2 separate regions of the Homo sapiens genome follow, and region 1 is linked to region 2. Evidence: chromatin loops called from intact Hi-C (ENCODE). Cell type or tissue: ovary. All regions are shown on one strand. Each heading gives the region's core, and the rest is flanking DNA. Links, peaks and the distances in the headings are about the cores only. Region 1 overlaps MAML3 (mastermind like transcriptional coactivator 3). Region 2 overlaps MAML3 (mastermind like transcriptional coactivator 3).

Evidence for each region. Hi-C counts contacts between places; a loop is a spot of excess contacts. Peaks named below come from ENCODE experiments on the same cell type or tissue, not always from the same donor. Only the 100,000 strongest peaks of a DNase experiment are listed, where the experiment ranks them.
Region 1: it touches region 2 in a loop (1.8-fold over the local background); 4 of 110 quality-filtered maps call a loop at or near these places.

The regions. Positions count from the first base shown.
Region 1 is chr4:139,914,262-139,924,254 of GRCh38, forward strand. All of the region lies in intron 1 of MAML3 (mastermind like transcriptional coactivator 3), which reads right to left. Among named protein-coding and RNA genes, the nearest start is that of MAML3-AS1, 210 kb to the right of the region's middle. In ovary, for the core only: no CTCF peak of the experiment used is centred there; a DNase peak (open chromatin) is centred at 5,396; H3K27ac peaks cover 5,257 bases.
Region 2 is chr4:140,043,783-140,053,775 of GRCh38, forward strand. All of the region lies in intron 1 of MAML3 (mastermind like transcriptional coactivator 3), which reads right to left. All of the region lies in intron 1 of LOC124900783 (a long non-coding RNA gene), which reads left to right. Among named protein-coding and RNA genes, the nearest start is that of MAML3-AS1, 79 kb to the right of the region's middle. RefSeq lists enhancers at 4,981-5,517, 5,518-6,053. In ovary, for the core only: no CTCF peak of the experiment used is centred there; DNase peaks (open chromatin) are centred at 5,377, 5,659 and 8,526; H3K4me3 peaks cover 1,341 bases; H3K27ac peaks cover 2,603 bases.

The sequences.
Region 1 (9,993 bases), core at 991-8,990, 130 kb before region 2:
CGGCAAAAATTAGTTCATTCATTCAACAGGCACTCATCGAGCATCATTTATACACTAGGACCTATGTAAGAAGCTAGGGATGAATAAGACACAGTCTGCCTGGTAGAGCTCACAACAGAGGGAGACAGTTATTATTATTATTGATTATAATGTGGCTAGGCTTCTCCTGCCCTATTCCTACCTCCAGCCCCCAGGAACCTTGATTTTAATTCACAAAGCGCCATATTGTGGGGAGGAAAAAAAAAGAAAATGACCACAGTAAATCCTGTAAAGGTGGCAGGTCTCTCCAGAAATAGAGCTAGACTGTGAGCTTAGACCTCCTTTAAACTAATGGCAAGGAAAGAAAAGAACACAGCAACATGCCTAACCCAGATGTACCAAACCCGACCACAACAAACAGCTAGAACTAAATGAGAGAAATTCAACGTTAATTGGGAGAGAAAATGATGGAGAGGACAAAAATCAATTAAAAAGGAAGATGAAACCAACTGGAATAAAGTTAAACACATCTTTCCCTCCTTGTCTTTTTCCCCAGAATTGCCCCAGAGTGTCACCTGAAGAAAGACGTTACCTTCAGCTCCACTGGAGACTTTGAGGTTTCACAGACAAAGGGAGCCAAGTCTGGAGTGGATAACCCAATTTCCACATGTTTTGGTTTTAATTCAGATGAGCCAACTTGAATATCAAAAGTCAGGTTTTTTTTTCTCTGATGTGATTTTATGCCTGCTTAAAACCAGTGGCTAAGGAGAAAGGGCATATACAATGAATCTAAAATCATTCAATTACCTTAAGTCAACCGGGAGGCTTATATTTACTGAAAATAGGCATTCAACTCCCATATTACAAAGACATGCAAATGACTCCCATGTTGCAAAATATTCTGGATAGTTTATTACTGCTCTCTGTTGTTGGAGGAGCAAGGAAAAAGGCTTGAGAGGCTGATCAGGAAAATACTACATTTGTCAGTTGGCAACAGCAGCAGGTTAACACAGCCTCTTGAATTAACAGCTCACAGGAAGAGAAAAAAACCAACTCCTCTTTGGAAGCAGATTCATGCTGCAAAATTATCCAAGTTAATTTCCTTCAGTTAATTATGTCAGTTTCCTTATTAGCAAAGGGAGATGACCAAGTCTAGTCTCTATCTAACGACTCAGAATGATGAGGTTAGCTGGCCCCATCTCTATGTTTAAACCTAACGTTCAGACAGAGCCTCATAGAACCTCATGGGCAGAACTTGCCCTAACCAGTATTTAGTTCTGCTCTTAGTACTGTTTAACCAAGGATTCTCTCAGAAATGTCCGTGTAGGCTACGATTGAGATCTACTAATGGCTAAGTTACCACACTGCTTCATCTCAGAAACCTGTGTGTATGAATCCAAGGTACGAAAGCATCCAGTATCCCTTGTAAGTCTGGTGGCTAAGCAGCATTGGCGGGGGGGCGGGGATCCTCTGAACCCACTATAACATGGCACCTTATATGGAGTGGGGGTTCACAGTGAACATGCCCTGACCTCCTCGTTATCTTAAGCAAAATTTTGGGGTGATGAGGGGTAGGGATGGGGACAGGAATTCCTCCGGAATCACTCTGGAATCCGGGTCCAAGCCAGAGTAACCCTGCTAACACAGACGAACCAAATTTACTGCTACTCAGACTGGCCCCAACCATTTATGCACTCCTCAACGTTATCAGCAAACAGCAAGCTTTTCTTGTGTGTGCATCCATTAAATACCAGGCAAATTCAAGATCTTTTCTCTTAATTCCCACATCAACCACGCAAGGTAGGTTAATAAACATCATTTACACAAATGAGGAAACTGGGGCTCAGGGAGATTAAACAAATTGCCCAAGGTCACACAGCTAGTGTGAGATTTGAATTCCAAAGCCTGTGCTTCTCTGTTACAAGCCTCACCACTTGTGAATAAAATGTGTTTCTCATTTCCAAACTATTCCACAGCCTGGCTCCTGAGATAGGAAAAAAAGGAAGGCATCCTCAGAACTGCTTTCTCCCCTCCATGATTGGCTGGCATATAAGAAGTTACTCTCTGAAACTGGATCTCCTATGAGGGCTGTTGTTCTTTCAGCCGTTCTCAGAACATTTCTGCTACTGAGTTACTGAGTTATAACTATACATTGGCCACTAACCCAATGCCAGCCTGATCCTGAAGAGAATGGTGTTGGTGACAGCAGGCCACCTGTGTGGGGTCATGGTAATGGCTAATCCTACTGGTGACCACTTTCCAGGGATATCACTACTGAAGCGCCGATATAAGGACACATTTCCCAGGAAACCAATCCTGCTCGTAAGCATGTATGCTGTGCTCCAGGTGGCCATGGCCTCAGCACTTAAAAGTCGAGAGGGCCACCAACCATGGTTCTATTGCAAGAGTTGTAAAAATTTGCACTCGGCAGCCACTGCCTTCACCCAGGTCTTTCTATTTTTCTTTATTAATAGCTTTACGTTTCCTCTTATTCATAAGATAAGGCTAATATTGCCTAGTTCAGAAAAGGGTTGTAGGGGTTAAATAAGGTACATAAGCAAATGTATCCACCAATGGTACTTGAAGACTTTTTGTAACTTTCCTCTCCCATTAACAATTTTATAGTGACTTGCAGGGATTTTCAAGTGGGCGTTCTTTAACCTCCCGTACAATACCATAATAAAATATAGAGATAATGCAGATATACATTTCTTAGATGACAGAACAAGGGTTCTGTGACATTGATAATGCTGAATTTTTAAACTGGAGGTTTACATAAAAATGGATTTCCAGAGTTCTGAGAATGCTAGAAAACTGTATGCAGAATTTTGTGGGTATGTGTCTTTTTCAGGAAAGAAGGTCCAAAGCTTTTCTCAGATTCTCAGTGCGGCCCATGACTCTCCAAAAGTTCAAGAACCACTCTCCTGTAGGTTAGCAGTAGCAAGATTTGCTGGGCCTAGCTGTAAAGTCTTGCATTTAAGGCAGGAAAACCTGTCTCATAAGCAGTTTTGTTTTCCTTGAAGTTTGAAGCCGTGTGCTCTTGAAATTCTAGGTTGCATTAAATGTATGTATGTTCTCTGAGTCCAGGGAGACATAGTTATGCTCTGAACTGATGCCATCCAATAAGGTTGGCTTCCATTCTGAAATGATCACTCTCATCAGGTGGCAGGGCAGCAAGAGGGTAGTACCAGGGGAAAGAAGGCCCCAGAAACCATGTCAAGTGAAAAGGAGGCGAGGAAGCTGAGGATATTTTGCTAGAGAAAGAGGAGAGTTGAGGAGGGGGAATGCCACAGCTCCTCTTGAAAAGGTAATGGTTTGCTATGTAGGAAGAGAATTAGATTTGATCTATGTAGCTCCAGAACATGGAACTAAGATCAATGGATGCAAGTAATGGGGAGAAAGAATTCAGCCTCTATATAAGGAGAAACTTTTAAAAAACGATTAGAGAGATTCAAAATAGAAAGGGCTGCCTTGTGAGGCTAATGAGCTTCCTGTCCCTTGAAGTTTTCATACCAAGGCTGCATGTTCATCTGTCAGGGATTTGCAAAGGGGATTCTTTATTGGGTGGAAAGTAGGAGAAAATGACCTCTATGATTCCTTCTAATTCCATGATCCGTCTATTAAGGTTTTATATCTCTTATTAAAATTTATAGTCAAAGACCCATAGACATCTTCCTTTACTTTACAGAATAGATACTTGAGGCGAGTCCCTTTATAAAGGGAATAATCAGACTTTCTCTTTAAGTTTTGATTTTTATGTATTTTGTTTTCTCAGAATGGGTCACACCTATGTTCGGACGCTGTGTCTGTGTGGCCAGCACACACACCTTCCATCTGTCACCTTTTCTGAGTCTCCCCTGCCTGCTCCCTGCCTGGACTCTTGCGCTATTGTTCCACTAGCCGTTTTTCCCATCTTACCCTTTCCAGTCTACTCTCCACCAGCATCCAGAGTCACTGTTGAAAAACATTCTTCAGAGTATGTCTTTCTGCCTCAAATCCTTATATAGACTCCCATTTCTCTGAAAGTCAAACTTGCCTAAGAGGCGCTGGATGGTCTGGTGTCTCCCAGCTCCTTCATACCCTTCTCCCCTTCACCACCACACTCCAGGTGGCCGCGCTGGCCTCTCCGAGGGCTCTTCCCCTCCTCTGCATCTGCACCGGTGCTTCTCTCCACGTGGAACACGCTTATCCCAGCTCCTTGCTGGGCTTATTGTCATCCTTCAGATTTCAGCTCACATCTCTCCCCAGAAAGGCTGTTCTGACCACCCTGGCTCAGTCAGCTGCACCTCCCACTTGTACTTTATCGTGTCCTTCTGTTTTGTCTTTTTCACACCACTGATCACAATTTATAATCATTTTGTTTCTTCCTTTTTCCTTGGTATTGTCTTCTCCCATTTGAGTGTAAGCTCCTTGCAGACAAGCACCTAGTCTGTGTTGCTCACTAATGTGTCTGTCTCCAGTGTCTAGCAGAGATAAGCGCACGACTGGTGGTCAGTACGTATCTTTGGAATGAAAGAATAAGTGATTACATGAACATTTCTGTCCGGCATAGTAGGTGGGCTCTGGAGCTGAGTGTGACCTCACTCCTTAGAATGTAAACAGGAATCGTTTCTTAATGCTCCCTCTGTTTACCTAGCAGAGTACCGCGCATACCTCAGGCCTGCAAGAGAAATTTGGATTGACCCCCAAGAAGCACACAAATGTAATTTAAAGCCAAATATTAGAGAAAAAACATCTTTTTCACTGGAGAAAGACATTATCCATGTCTCTTAGTTTCCTATATGCACAGTGGGGTTAAATCCTAAAGAGAAATACTACAGGTCCCCAAATCTAGGATAGTGTGTCTTTTTTCCTCTGAGGGCTCTCAGAAAAAATATTCTGGCAGTGAGGAACAAGAGATGCTGGAATGAGTTACTGAGGAGGTGGTAGAATCTCCTTTTCTGGAGATCTTTAAAAATAGAACAGCCATCTGGGATGATTTAGATATGGTCTTCATTGAAGAAGGGGGAGGAAGGGGGATGAAGGATCTCTCTAAGTCCCATCTCATCCTTGATTTTCTGATATTTCACTTTAAAGTTTTATTCATGGCAAATGCCTTAAAGGAGCTAGGATTCACTTTTTCTTTTTATCTCAAAGTTAAATCCCATTTTATTTTGAACTGTAATTCTGCTGAATCACTATCCTTCTCTCTTCAAATGGGCAATTTGGATGTCATAACTTTTTTATGTAGAAAGTTTGGATGGAACTTAACTTTCCTTCTTTCTTTCTTAGAAAGGAAAGCAAAGAGATGTAAGATGGACAAGTTCAGAGGTTGGGAATGACAGGCAGAAGTGAGAATCTCTGCGTGGATTCTGCTCCTGCCACTGAGAAGGACTGAGGGAGGCGAACAGCACATGGAAAAACAGGCCAAGACTTCATGGAATGTGGAACATCCCACAACAGGGACCTGGTGCAGCTGAACACAGGAGTTCAGCCCTAGAGGTCTAGTTTACTATTTATAACTATTGAGTCTTCATTTTTGTTTGTTCATTTGTTTTCATGGGATTAAGCTTGGTAAAGTCATGTAAACGACAAGAGGCAGACTTTTCTTCTATTTGGCTAGGAAATTACAGCAGTTCAGCTGTTTCCTCTCTTTGTTCTTATGACTCTTGCTTGATTTATTAAAGTTGCAGAGTCAAAAGAATAATAGATTTTAATACACATCAGGCTGAATCTTACTATTTTTGCTATAGAGGCCATGCTGTAAAAAAGCCTTGTTAAATTTGTTTCTCAGCACTATTTGTATGCCATAACTGTTTTTCTAACCTAAATAAACTTGGTTGCGATTATCAAATACATTTTATTTTTAAATGTTCATTACAAGCACTGTTGTTCATAACAAACTAATGACTAATGACTCTAGTTATTTTTTTTCCAAAGGGAACACAGATTTCAATGACATTCACTTTTTTTGCCTTTCTGTAAGTTAATGAATAATCCATATTTTAATGGAATATTGTGTTAAGTCAGAACAAAGTGTGACCAGAAAGGTCTTCACAAAACATGCTTGCAAACTGTGGCCCTGTCACTTTATATGATATTAACCAAGGACACGTGCTTCTTCATTTGCTTACTGAGCCCAGGACTGGCTGTGTATCCACACCAGCAACACTTCTGTGGATGTGTGCAGGTGTGTCTGTGCACTGGTGCTAGAAGTGGAAGCCAAATGCCAAAATCCACAGAAAGAACATTCTAAGGTAGAAATAAGAACTCCCCAAAACAAAAAGGCAGAAAAAGAATATTCTCAAAGAACTTTACTATGAATTACATTAAGGGGCCTTTATAATACAACATGCACACACTGTTGTGTTTTGGTACATCCTGTTACATAACTGTTCACTAAAGTGGCCATCAACCACCTTTCATTAATGGAGGGCACACAGTTGTCCAGGGCAGACGGAGACATCTGATCCTTAATAGAGCAGAATTAAGTGTCTGCAGGGAGGCTGTAATTTCTACAGAGCATGGCTCCAACTTTTCCTCCCAGGAGGCCCCAGTCCCGGCACTGGAGTCCGCAGGATGACTGTCTGGGGTGAGTGACCTGCAGGAGCCCAGCTGGGGCCAGGGCTGCACACAGGGGGATTTAATCTCTGGGATAAAGACTGGTTTGGGCTCAGCTAGGTCAGATCTGGAGAATAGGCCCTTGCACACCACCTTCTCTCTGCTTTAGAATCTTCCCTTTGCTCCACTCACACCAACATGGGCAGGTGGGATCAGCTGAAAACGCAGTCTCACCAAATCCCACTGGCTGAATCCTGCTTTCTTCTGCTCTCTTTCCTCCTCATTTTTCCCCCTCTCCTGTCCACCTTACTTGCTCTGGTACACTCCAGGAGCCTCCAGGAGCCCTGGACAAACTCAGTGGGCCAGTGGCACATTCTCTGGGAAATCGAGGTCTGAATCTGGAGCTAGCCTATCTACTGCCCCTGACACGAACTCCCAACTCACATCCAGACTCCAAGTGGCTTGTGCTTAACTTCCACGATTTTCCTTTCCAGCTTCTGGTCAGTTTCCTTCCCTCTCTATGGCTGGCTGGCACACGTGAAATCTGGTCACTTTGTTATTTACAAACTATAGTTTTCAGTCTCATACCCTCTCCTGAGCTGCTCACTATCGCTCCTGTGGGGTTTTCTCACAGCCTTCTTTCACAAATTCAACACCACCATTCCCTCAGTGCAAAACAAGCATAGAGAGCTTGCTGGGGCTTGCAGAAAGAGGGAGGGGGGCTGCTGCTTCCCAAAGCCCTTCCTCTGGCACTGCCAACGTTAACGCCGATCTGTGGGGAGACTGCAATTCTAACATAATGAGATATTAATGAGCTCTGCACATGTCCCTAGCCACAACACTTCTCTCTCCCCCTCACCACAAACCCCCTTCAGCAAATCTAAAGAGAATCAGCTCCTCCTCTGACACTACAATTCCTCCACTTTCCCTGGAGCCTGCCCTCTCCCACTGCAGCACCTGGGTTGCCCGCTCACCTTAAGCTGCCAGCACTACAGAGCACCAAATGGGCTGGCACTGCCTTGTTTCCTGGCCTAACGGATGCTTGTTTAAACACTGGAGCTGTTTGCATTGCTGCGGCTCACTGCATGTTAAACACAGTCCTCTGAAACCCTATGCCAATCCAATAAAGGTATCAGCAGTTCAGTGTGGGGAGGCAATTACTATATGGTCCCAAGTGTGCCTTCTAAGCTCTAGGAAGGAAAATTTGATCGAACAACTAAAAGGAAAATCTGATTCGGCTCAGCATCACGTGGAGGACACAAGGCTTAACTGCAGCCAGGTCTGTGGAGGGCAGAGGGAAATCAATCCAGGAGCTAGGGAGAGCAAGTGCACATTGTTAAGAGGGCTTTAAGCCAGCCTGTTAGTAATACTGTCTCCTGCGTTTGGAAAGACACCCGCCTGTCCTCCCCCTTCTGCTCCCTTCAGCTTGCTTGCTTTTTAATTCCAAGGGGTATACTTATTTATTTGCTAATGACAAACTACCATCCTTCTTAACACCCTCCACCTTCTCACTCACCTTTAATTCCTTAAGCACTCATATTTAAAAAATGGCTTTTCTTGTGCAAGATCATTACCATATCAAAGGCGATGGAGAGAGACAGCAAAAATGATAGAGGGATAACATACAGGCAGAGAGAAGAAGGCAGGCCTGCTTCAGAGAGAACGGTGGGTCCCTAACCTCAAGCTAATGATACCAGTCGATAATGCAATGGATTGGTTTTCTGCCTTAGCTAAGTCTGAAAAATCAGGGGAATTAGACATACGATTTACATTTATTTCTCACCCAAGAAGCAGAAGTTAGAAAAGTGAATCATTCCCTCTGTTTTTAAGTTCTGGATATGAAAAGATATGGAGCCTAGGGTTTCTTTTACTTCTCCTTCTTTTTCATTTCAAAATCAGCTCCAAAATGGCCCATCTTTCCCAAGGAAGAGTGAGAAAGCAGCAATGTATGTGTCTGGCAACACAGAGAAATGCTACCCACAATGCTCACGTGGTGCCATCCATTCACCAGGAATTTTGCCAAATCCTTGTCTATTTCCTGAGGTTCCTGGCACAGGAGACACAGCCAAGATGGAGCAGAGGGCTGCTGTCAGCATTGGCCAGCAGTAGTGCCTATCTAATGGGTGTAAGGATAGAGCTGTTCCTTCAAAGGGTTTGAGGACAGAGTGCTTGCAGGGGTGCCGGGTAGATCTGAAATCTCACGGGATCCCCTGCACCCCAGTGCTCAGAAGGGGAGGGAGCTCTGCTCATGATAGGGTGCCAGAGGGATACGTAACACACTGAAAAGTATTCACTATAAAAGCACATTGACAGGGTCTCTAGACTAGCACATTTTGAGAGTCCCTGGAACAGTAGAGGGTCTGGCCTTGTACCCTAGACTTGACTTTGTATTTCTTACTGCACCAGCTTTAGAAAAACTCCAGCTCCCCACACCCCGGGATCCAGACGGTGGAAGCTCCACCAAGCAAACAGCAAGGCTTTACCAGCCCCACCCTGCAGTAGGGCACCACACTCTGCCCCCTTCCCTCTGTTACTGACTGGGAACAGTCATGAGAGCTTGTAGAGGACTGTCATCTTCAATGCCCATAACTGTTGACATCAGGTGAGGCATTATGATTTTACATATATTATACATACACAATATGTTTGGTTCTTGTGTTCTCCTTAGTTTCCTGACTTAACATTCATGGAACAGCCTCATTATCTCAGGCCTGGAAATATGGATAAGTGCATTATAAACCCCTTCTGAAAATTGATAAATGCCTTGCTCGTCTTGTATATTGGGAAGCAAAGTGTTCTACTTAAGTTTTGTATGTACATATTTTAAGGGGTAGTCTTTGTGTGTGTGTGTGTGTGTGTGTACACCTTTTAATAAAAATGTAAAAACAATTTTTAAAGACTTTAAACCTCTGTGATCAAAAGCTTTCTAAAAATATTTGGATGTTTCCCTGCTTTATTAGAAGGTAGATAATTAACTTTTTTTGATAACTCATAGGGTCATAAGTTACTGACCTTATTGTTGGTTACAGATCTGCTGTTTGTCTAGGGGAAAAAAGCTAGTTACTTGATTACTGGCTACCCTTATTATGAAGGAAGAGAACGTTGCAAAAGATGATAGACCAATACATTTATGAGACTCCCTATGACCCTGTTTTGATAGTACCTTGCTATATCTCCAGACTGTAAAGTCTGTAGGAATGTTAGATCTGTTCCTCAGTAAGACATGAACTCACTCCCATCTCCACTCAGCAGAAACATTTTAATTTCTTTTCTCTTCCTAGTGTTTGACATATCACCACAGAATAAAAAAAGTGATACCAACGCCAAACTTCTTCAACCTATTACTCTCTTTTCCTCTCCCCAGACATAGAAACTCACAAAATCCCTGTGCTTCTATAATGTCATTCTAATCCAGAGATAGTGGCTGAATTGTAATAAAATCACAGAAGGAAATTCTATTCCAGTGATGGAGAA
Region 2 (9,993 bases), core at 1,237-9,236:
AGTACGTTGAAAATCAGTGAAGACTCACACATAGAATCAATTTCCCCTCTAGAGAAAATCAGCGAATATAAATTCATTAGGGTAGTTAATTTTTCCATGTAAATAGCAACTGACATCACTGTTAATACCAGGAAAAGTAAGCAGCGTCTTTTAATGAAAAGATTATAAATCTAAAGCGAACTGAGTTAAGTTCTAACTGTGCTCCTGATAAAAAGGGAATAAATAATACCCGTTCATTTTTCATGGAGATGTTTTAAGAATAAACAAGACAAATGGGTAAAAATACTTTCAGTTCTCCTGAATAAGGCACTACCTAATCCCAAAACAGTTCTATAAGAAAGAAAGAAAAAAAAAAAGATTGGTGTGTTCTCGGCAGTTTCAATGAGGGCTATGGGCCCGAGACGTTTTAAAAGCAGAAAACTGTTAACATTGGAGATATATTGTCAAAATACATTTCCCTTTGGTTAAGGAAAGGAGAGAGGGAGGGCTTAAAGGGTGGAGTGGAAAGGAATTGTCATCAAAGCATTGTTAATATGAACTGAATTATATTACAATGGCGATGCTTCAACATGGGGAATGAAAATTGTTTTGTATTATTGTGGATTGACAATATGACAATCGTTCATTGAAAGTGGATGACAGCTGTAGCATTATAGCTCAGTGCACAACACAAGATGAATGAGTGTTACAAGTTCTTCCAGAATGGGCCCTTATTTCGCAAGAGTCCGTTTCATCCCAAAATAAATACATGCCAGTTTTTCACTATCTCAGCAAATTTAGCATCTCTTTACAAACCAATGTGCTACCAGCGGCCTCAAAGTGCCTGTGTCATGTCCCTGCTTAGTGGATTTGCAGCAGCTGTGAAATGTCAAGTCAAAATGCCATGGAAGATCTATACAACGCCTCAGCAGAAGAAAGGGCAAGAAATGGTAAAATGCTTATGCCTGGACATGTGTGAACTGACGTCAAACTGTCTCCCGATCCACAGGAGTACTGTTCCTGAATTTCTGTCTTGGCACCAGGCTCATTCCACCACAGACATATGAGAGTCATTTGTGTGCCTCTTATATCAAACTACTCACCTAAAAGAAGTAACACCATGTAAGCTACTTGAAATTAACACACTTCAGAGGCCAGAGATATTTACATATCTCCTTATGTGCAACAAAAGTCATGCCTGCTTACTTAACAAAAAGAAAGAAAAATCAAAGAAAAAAAGCACAAAAACTACTCAAAATATCATCACAGAGAGAAAGAGATAAGCCTTGTTCACATTCACATATTAGTGTTTTTCTTCCCAGTTTTAATGTATTTTTAAAAAACAGAATCTGGGCCAGGCACAGTGGCTCATGCCTGTAATCCAACACTTTGGGAGGCCAAGATGGGTGGATCACCTGAGGTCAGGAGTTTAAGACCAGCCTGGCCAACATGATGAAATCCTGTCTCTACTAAGAATACAAAAATTAGATGGGCATGGTGGCAGGTGCCTGTAATCCCAGCTACTCGGGAGGCTGAGGCAGGAGAATCGCTTGAATCCATGAGGTGGAGGCTGCAGTGAGCTGAAATCGTGCCACTGCACTTCAGCCTGGGCGACAGAGCAAGACTCCAACTCAAAAAAAAAAAAAAAAAAAGAATCTGCTATATATTGTGTTCTAGTGCCTGTTTTTGTTTGTTTGTTTTTTTTAATATTGCAATCAATGTATTGGGACTTTTTTTCAATCTAAAATATTCTTCTAAAGTGTAATTCTAAAGATTATATGTATTCCATTTTCTCCATATACCATAACTTACACAGCTAATCTCCTGTGGTTGGACATCTATGCTCCTTGCAGCTTTTCACTATAAAAAATAACTCAGCTACTATATAATGTTTTCACACTTTCTGACTAATTTCTTAGAAAAAAATTTATAAAACCTGTACTGATTTCCTATGATCCTGAGTATGGCAACACTCAAAGTAAACCTGGGGCAGCCCTTGGAAAGGGGTCTCGAGCCTCACTGACCCATCAGAAGAGCCTCTGAAGTATTGGTAAGAGCAGCTGAAGAGCTATAAACAATGGGCAAGTTCTCCATTTTATACTTAGAGAAAATAGAACCACTTATCCCTTAATTGCCGTGGCCTAGTCTTCTAGGGTTAAGCGCAGCAACATGTTTTGGTGCGTGAGAAAAAGAATAGTATATGCAAAGGGAGAGGAATTGCATGAATATTCTCTATGCTTCCAAAGTCAATATGAAATATAAATGCCCTCTAAAAACCCTGAGAGAATAATAAAACATGGGAGTTATTTATGCTATGGTCTAAATATTTCTAATTATCTTTCAGGCACATGGAAGAGCTGTACTTCCTGGCTCTTGTGTGGTTAGATGAGGTCATGTTACTAGTTCTGACAAATAAGTTGTGAGCAGAGTGATGGGGACCATTTCTGGGCAGGGACATTAAATTGCTGATGTTAGACCCTCTGGAGCTCTTTCTCCTTCAGCGTAACCACTAGTGTGAGATCGTGGCTAGTTTTGTGAGAATGGGTCCCTGAGTAACAATGATAAGCAGAATCTCGTCTCCCCACCAACCCACAATAAACATGAGCAAGAACTAAATTTTTGTTGCTTTAAACCACTAAGATTTGGGGGTTCTTTGTTACTATACCATCACCTAGGCTCTCCTGACTGATAAATAAGATTTAATTGAACTTCTTTGTGATCTCATTATCTAATTTAAAATATTCACAGAAAACTTCATTCTTCTCTACACATACAGTTTGAAAACCTGGCGAATTATAGACATAATCTTTCAGGTTTTCTGGTCTTCGTTACGTAACAATTCAACAGGCATTTCTTCAGTGCCTACTGGCTGCAAGACAGTTACATTAAGTGAGAAATACAAATACTGGGAAATACAAAGATGAGGAAGACACAGCTCTGGGCCTGAATCACTTAAGATAAAGTAGGGAGGATCCGGTTTCACATTTTCTACAAAGGAGGAATTTAGGGTTGGCAACTGGGTCGCAAAGGGCAGGGGGAGGGGTAGGGGGGACTGTACTGAAGCTGTGTTTGCATAGTAAATGCAGTCTATATATATTATATATTTATTTGAGGCAATTTTGCAGAGAGGCTCGTGTGGAATATAGGAGAGTGGCTAAACACCTCCTCTGAGCTGCTGTTGGTACTACCAAGGGAACAGTAAAGACAACTCTAAGTAGAAGGTGGAAAGTTCTGAAGGAGAGGTCGGAAAAAAGTGGCCATGGTGTTTCGAAGGACTGGAAGATGCCGTCTGAGAGACTGGGAGAAGGGTTTCAGTGAAGAAACTGCATTTGAGATGGGCTTTTGAGGCCAAGATTTCCACAGGGAGAGATCAGGGGAGAAACGGTCTGGAAGGAGGGTGCCGCCTAAGCAAAGACACAGGGGGACAAAGCAGAGGACTGATCAGGTATCCAGAGCGATGTCATAGCTAGTGCCTAGACAGACTGTTGGGCAAGTGCAGATTTGGGGGGAACGCACTGAGGGACTTAGAGGGATTTGTGCTTGGCTGGCTGAGTTAGGAAATTCAGGGCAGCGGAGGTGGGTGTGAAGCAGGGATTTCAAGGCAGAGAATTATACACCAGGAAGAAGAGAAGCAAGAGGAGCTGGTCCTGGCAGGTTTACTTGGCGGAATTGCAGCGCCCGTATCTGAATAATGAAGTTGGTGAAACCGAGAGGGCTGCAACCCAGAGATGAAGGCGCGGAGCCAGGACGTGGCTCACGCTGAGCTTCCAGCTCCAAACTCTCAGCACAGGGCTGAGCACAAAATAGAAGAGCGATGAATGAATAATACCTAATAATATCCCAACCAACCGGCCAACTGCAGGACAAGCCAGTTTTACAGGACTTGCCGGCCAGTCCTTTATTTTTAAACTTCTTTGCCCGCTCTTGGAGCTTGAGTTTGATATTTACACCCACCCCCCACCCCCAAAATGGGCACAGCAGAAGATGGACGCGCTGCTCAGATCTAAGCATTTGGATACCTGTAAATAGCTCTGGTTTAGCTTGGAGGAGACTGAACTTAAATGGAGTGAAGTTTGAAGACTGTCTGTGAATTTTAGCTTTAAATATTGTAAGTCAGCGCTGGCGGCAATGGCCATCTTTAACTTCGTGATACTAAGAAAAAGATAGGCTCTTCAGACAAGAACAAAAACATTCCAGTTCTCAACATTTGGTAAGGCTTTTCCCCAGGAATTCCCTTTTGCTTAATCTGACCCCACATACTTCCTTTAAATGTCCCTTTACGAAGACATTTTAGTTTTGGTTCAAACAAACACAAAAGTTAGTGTAAACGCTGGGAAAAAGCAGGTGGAGTGGGAGACTAATGATCACTTTTCTGTGTGATCCTGAGTGAGTGGACTGGATTTCTGGCCCAATAGTAGGGCAGTATTTCAAGAATGAAAGGGAAATTTCTTGAGGGAAATGGACAGTTTAAGGATGAATATCATTCTTTTGATATCTTCCCAAAACATGTGCAAATTCAGCAAGAGGTTACAGGAAACCTCAATACCCTTGATTCAGAAATAAACACAGGTTATCTTTTCAAAAGGCATACAAGTGACCAAATAATAAAGCCATCTCCAAAAGGTCAGGAGAAATTTATTGGGAACCTACTGGGCATAGAACTGAAGAAAGTCTCCTTGTAACTGGGCTTCCCATGGTTGCAAAAACAGTGGGTGCCTTCACTAGGTTTATTACCAAAGATAGCAAATGTTTTCCATGGAAAACTTAACTGGAATCTGTTTTGTCCTAAGGTCAGATCTACAAAGCCATAATTACCCAGGTAACTTGGGTCTGATGTTGCCAAAAATATCCAGGTAATTACAGGAGAAAGGTCATTTCCTCTGTATAATCTCAACTATACCACTGGCTGTCTATACTGGCAGTTATCCAGTTAAGAACAGCCTTTCACATTTCACTTTGTGCTTGCTTAGACCCTGCCAAGACTGAAAATCGTAACGAGTTTTTTAAAATCCCCTTTATAAATATTCCCCTTCCCTTGCCCCATTCCCTAGGATGATCTGATGACTTCCTCACAAGACGATATACGGAATACTTTGCTAATTTTTACATTCAAAGGAAATGCTTTCTGGAAAGAATACTGTGAGACAGAAATGAAACAAGAAAGGTGAAGAGGAAGAATGAACAGGGGTGCCAAGATGTGCAAAACTGTGGGGATTCAAAGATTCATAGCAAGAGAGAAAGAAAAAGAGAGAGGAGCAAAGCAGATATGCAGGTCAACAGACGTCTTTATTCAGAGTTTGAGCTTTGTCAACACAGGCAGTTTGGGGGCAGAAAGAAGCGCATCTGCTGCTCTGTGATTGCACAAGAGAAGCTACCACTCCTTTTCTTCACAAAGAAAAAAAAATGGCATTTATCGCAAGTACAGCAAGGCATATTAGGATTCACCTCCCCCATTCTTTCTTCCCTCTTCCTCCTACCATCTCCCTCGCCGCCTCCCTTTCCTGTTGGAAAAGAAAAGGTGGGAGGGAGAGGAGGACCCACCGGTCACAGACAACGCTGTGGGATTCTCTTTCTTCAGCTTTTACCAGCCTATGGGGGTCAGGATGCTATTGGTTCAGCTTTATGTGTGATATGGTGCCTCTCACTTAGCAACAGCGAGCAGGAGAGGCAGGAAGCAACGCCACCTGGCTCAGCAAGTGTGCGGATGGTTTAAAACGAGCCACTCACTCACAGGGAGAACAGAGGAGGGGGGAAGAGAGAGCAGGCTGAGCTTAATATATTGTACTATTAAGAGCAAGGCTTAATCAGGGTGTTAACAACAACCAACAGGCAGGCTATGGGGGAAGAGCAAAGACTGGACAGGAGTTATTTTTAATGAGTATCTACGTATAAATCATACATGTTGCCTTCCTTTTTTTTTAAAAGGACAGACTACACTGTGCTGCCTGGATGGTGGGTGGGGAGAAAGATGGTTATCTAGGCAAAAAATAAGAGATAAGATGCATCTAAAATTCTACAGTGAGTTTACTCGGTTTTACTTTGTTTTCACACCAGGGTGTTACTAGAAAAGAAAAAGTAAAAGTGGGTGTACTTGAAAAAGCAATTGGCTACGTAATCACAGGATTTTTTTTTTTAATTAGTCAACACAGTAGCTATTTCTAAATCTTAAAATCCATTTTAGCATTTGAAAATTAACTTTCTGGAGTGGAAAGTGGCAAAAGAGAAATCTAGCAGAGAAACATCTCTGCTAGAAAGATTTTTTTTTCCTTTGCCTCCTTTGTGGTAAAAGGGAAATTTCTAAGAAGGATGCTGATAGAAGTTCTGAAAGCTCACACTGCCTGAATATAACAGGGCTCATTGCCAATAACAACAAGGAAATGTATTCTGCTATTCCATATTCTTTCATTTCTCTTAATAGAATTTGCCTTCCCCTCTATTCTAGGTCTTCCCGCCAAACTTTAGAAGGATTATCTCACCTACTTATCCATCCCAACCCACCCCACTGCATAACATCTAACAGCCTAGCCTTAGACCCTAAAATATAAATGGGAAAGCATCCTTCTTTCGTTCGTAGAGAAAAAAATGGGAGTCAACTTGGGTCTTTCATTGGAGTCAACTGGTGCCCTAGAGACAAAGCCCAACACTCTGGAGGGCACAGATGGGCCTCTGTCTGCCCTTCTAAACCAGACCCAATTAACCCCTTAGGCTCTGAGGAGTAAAAGCCACTGACTACAGTGACACCTACTGCTCGGGGTACAGCTGTACATCCTCGCACCGCCTCCCAGGTTCTCCAAAGCAGCCATGTGTTCCACTGCCGTGGGCTCCACTGAACACATTTCTCTCTGCTCTGGGCTAACACCTGGAGAAGGAAATTTTCAGCCCCCTCATTCTAAGGATGGCCTCTGAACCTATAAATCAGGGCCTTCTATAGGCAGGAGTCCTCACCCATGGGAATACAACACGCTGTCAATCTATAAAGTGACCAACTCTCGCAGCGATTCTATACAAAAGAGGCAGAAAACATAGTCTGAGAAGAGCCCACACCTCCTTCAGAATCGCTACCTTGAAATTACTTGTTAATCCTGTTTGATACCCAATGAAGTTATCCTGGAAAAAAAATGAAAGTTTTACTCAGTATCCACTGAATTTTGCTATACAGGGAAAAATATGATATGAAGCACTAGTACAATCAAGGTATCTAGAAACTCCACTTCCAGTTTATACAATAGCTTGTTAGTTAATCCATCCCTTCTACTCTATGCATTTAGTCAGATGGCAGAAATTCCCTCCCATTGAGAAAGAAATCCATTTAATTATGGAAGTCAGTTATACTTCTCTGAAGGCATAGCAAAAATTCCTCTATGTTGAGGACAATATCTATAAGTCTAGGAAGGGCAAGAAACAAAATCATTAACAGAACCCTTGACTTACCCTAAAATAGACACTGAGTTTAAAACCATCTTAAAGGTGTCAAGAGCAGTAAGTCAGATGATTATAAAATTAATGGTTCAGGCCAGTCACAATGGCTCATGCCTGTAATCCCAGCACTTTGGGAGGCTGAGGCAGGTGGATCACCTGAGGTTAGGAGTTCGAGACCAGCCTGGCCAACATGGTGAAACCCTGTCTCTACTAAAAATACAAAAAAATTAGCCAGGCGTGGTGGTACATGCCTGTAATCCCAGCTACTTGGGAGGCTGAGACAGGAGAATCGCTTGAATCCAGGAGGCGGAGGTTGCAGTGAGCCGAAATCGAGCTACTGCACTCCAGCCTGAGTGACAGAGATGAGACTCAGTCTCAAAAAAAAAAAAAAATTAAATTAATGGTTCAGGAGGTACAGCTTGTTTCATTTTTGACAAAGAATATCTAACGAATCTTCACCAAGATAGGTACACACTGAACAGAAGTAATGCTGAAAATTTAAATATTACCCTTCTTTCTGGATGCTTGAAGTGTTATGCAAATATTTTGCTTTTTATTCCCAACCATTCTACTTGGAATAACTGGATGTTACATTGTGCTATTCTCATTTTCCCACTGAGAAACAGAGGAGCTCAGCAGTTCATCCAACGTCACAGAGCAAGCTAGTGGAGGCGCCGGGATAAGAACCAGGCTTCCTGATTTAAAGCCCGTGACTTAGCCACTGGGCCACCAGAACCAGGCAATTCTCTCTGAAGCCCTGTGAGGACTATCTCAGACCTCTTACTGATACCTCACCCCTGTGTGTTAATTTGTGTTACCGTCTCAGAGTTGCAATGGCCCTATTTCCATTCTTCTTTAAGTTTCTTACTTTGTGACCTCATTTATCAGTTGCTTTCATGAAATGGGTTAAGGAAAAAAATGAGAATGTGGGAGGCTTAAGTAAAACCTACGAAAAGCCCAGAAATGGTTCACACATAAGTTAAATAAAAGGCTAAATTTACCCACCTATACCTACCTAACTCTAATGTTTTAGCACTAAAATGAGTATTAAGTGAAAGGATACTTAGAAAAGCAGCTATACTGGCTCTCCACTGAGACACGGATCCACAAGGTGGAGCCACTGCGGGGTAGCCAGCTACATAACCAATTAATAGCACAACAGTGACATTTTCATTCTTTTCCATAGAATTTCCCACTGGCAGAACACACCTGAACACACATCTGTGTGGGGTGTGCAAAGTGTAATTGTGTGACTCTGCCATGGATCACCTAGACCCCGTGTAGGAATCTGTTCAGTGGGGTATGGGTGTTCAAAATGGCATCCTTAAATGTCCCTCAAAAAACCCATATATTTCTTTTTTTTTTTTTTTTTGAGGTGGAGTCTCACTTTATTGCCCAAGCTGGAGTGCAGTGGTGTGATCTTGGCTCACTATAACCTCTACCTCCTAGGTTCGAGTGATTCTCCTGCCTCAGCCTCCTGAGTAGCTGGGATTACAGGCATACACCACCATACCCGGCTAATTTTTGTATTTTTAGTAGAGACAGAGTTTCACCATGTTGCCCAGGCTGGTCTCGAACTCCTGACCTCAGGTGATCCACCCATCTCGCCCTCCCAAAGTCTTGGGATTACAGGCGTAAGCCACCGTGCCTGGCAAAAAAACCCATATATTTCTATTTGATGAGAAGCTCCTTCCCTCAAAATATTCTTATATCTGCAACTATTTCCTCCTAACAGGGAAAGTGAGTAAGTGGTGATAAATTTGTCTCCATGAATCAGTTCTTTTCCAGAAACTGTTTTAATATAAAGCCCAATATCCAGTATCACCCTAACAGACAGCACTTATGAGGTATATAGAGCTGAAAGAGGCCCACAGAAACCCCCTCATTCAAAACCTAAAAGTGTATTAAGTCAATCATGATAAGAGACAAATACACTCTGGGTAGTTACACATTCCTCAGACGGTAATATGAACAGCAGCCACCGACAACTGGTGCTCCTGGTTTAGTGTTGGATAGGCTGTTTGGAAACTTGTCTCTCCAAACAGCCCCTTCCAATATTCTTCATGTCTTCATGGCAGCAGCATTCTCTCAACACCAACCTGGAAATGGGGGGCACTCCTACTACTCCCCTTCATCTCCTTCACTGACTCAGCATGCCCCTCGGACCACTGCTTTGGAATGTCTCACATCTGGCTTTCCCATTCCCATCCGAATTAGGTAATTCTGTTTGGGAGCATACCACTTTACACCAGTATTACTGCAGGGGCCACATTCCCAGATCCTGGCTTTTCTCCTCTGGGCCATCGGGCTTTGAGATACCTTAACTTAATCGTGCCATATCTAAAGAACTTCACCACAACATGGTCCATGCAATTCTACTTTTATAAACAAAACCAAACATGGTAACATACATGCATGCACATATTTATTTTAAAATTTTTGACTGAATATATCAGGGGCCAGCAAATCTTTTTTTCTGTAAAGAGCCATTTAGTAAATATTTTAGGTTCTGAGGGCCAAAGGACAAAATCGAGGCTCTAATGTAGGGAGAAAACACATTTCTACAAATTTTTGGTTGGCAAAATTCAAAACTTT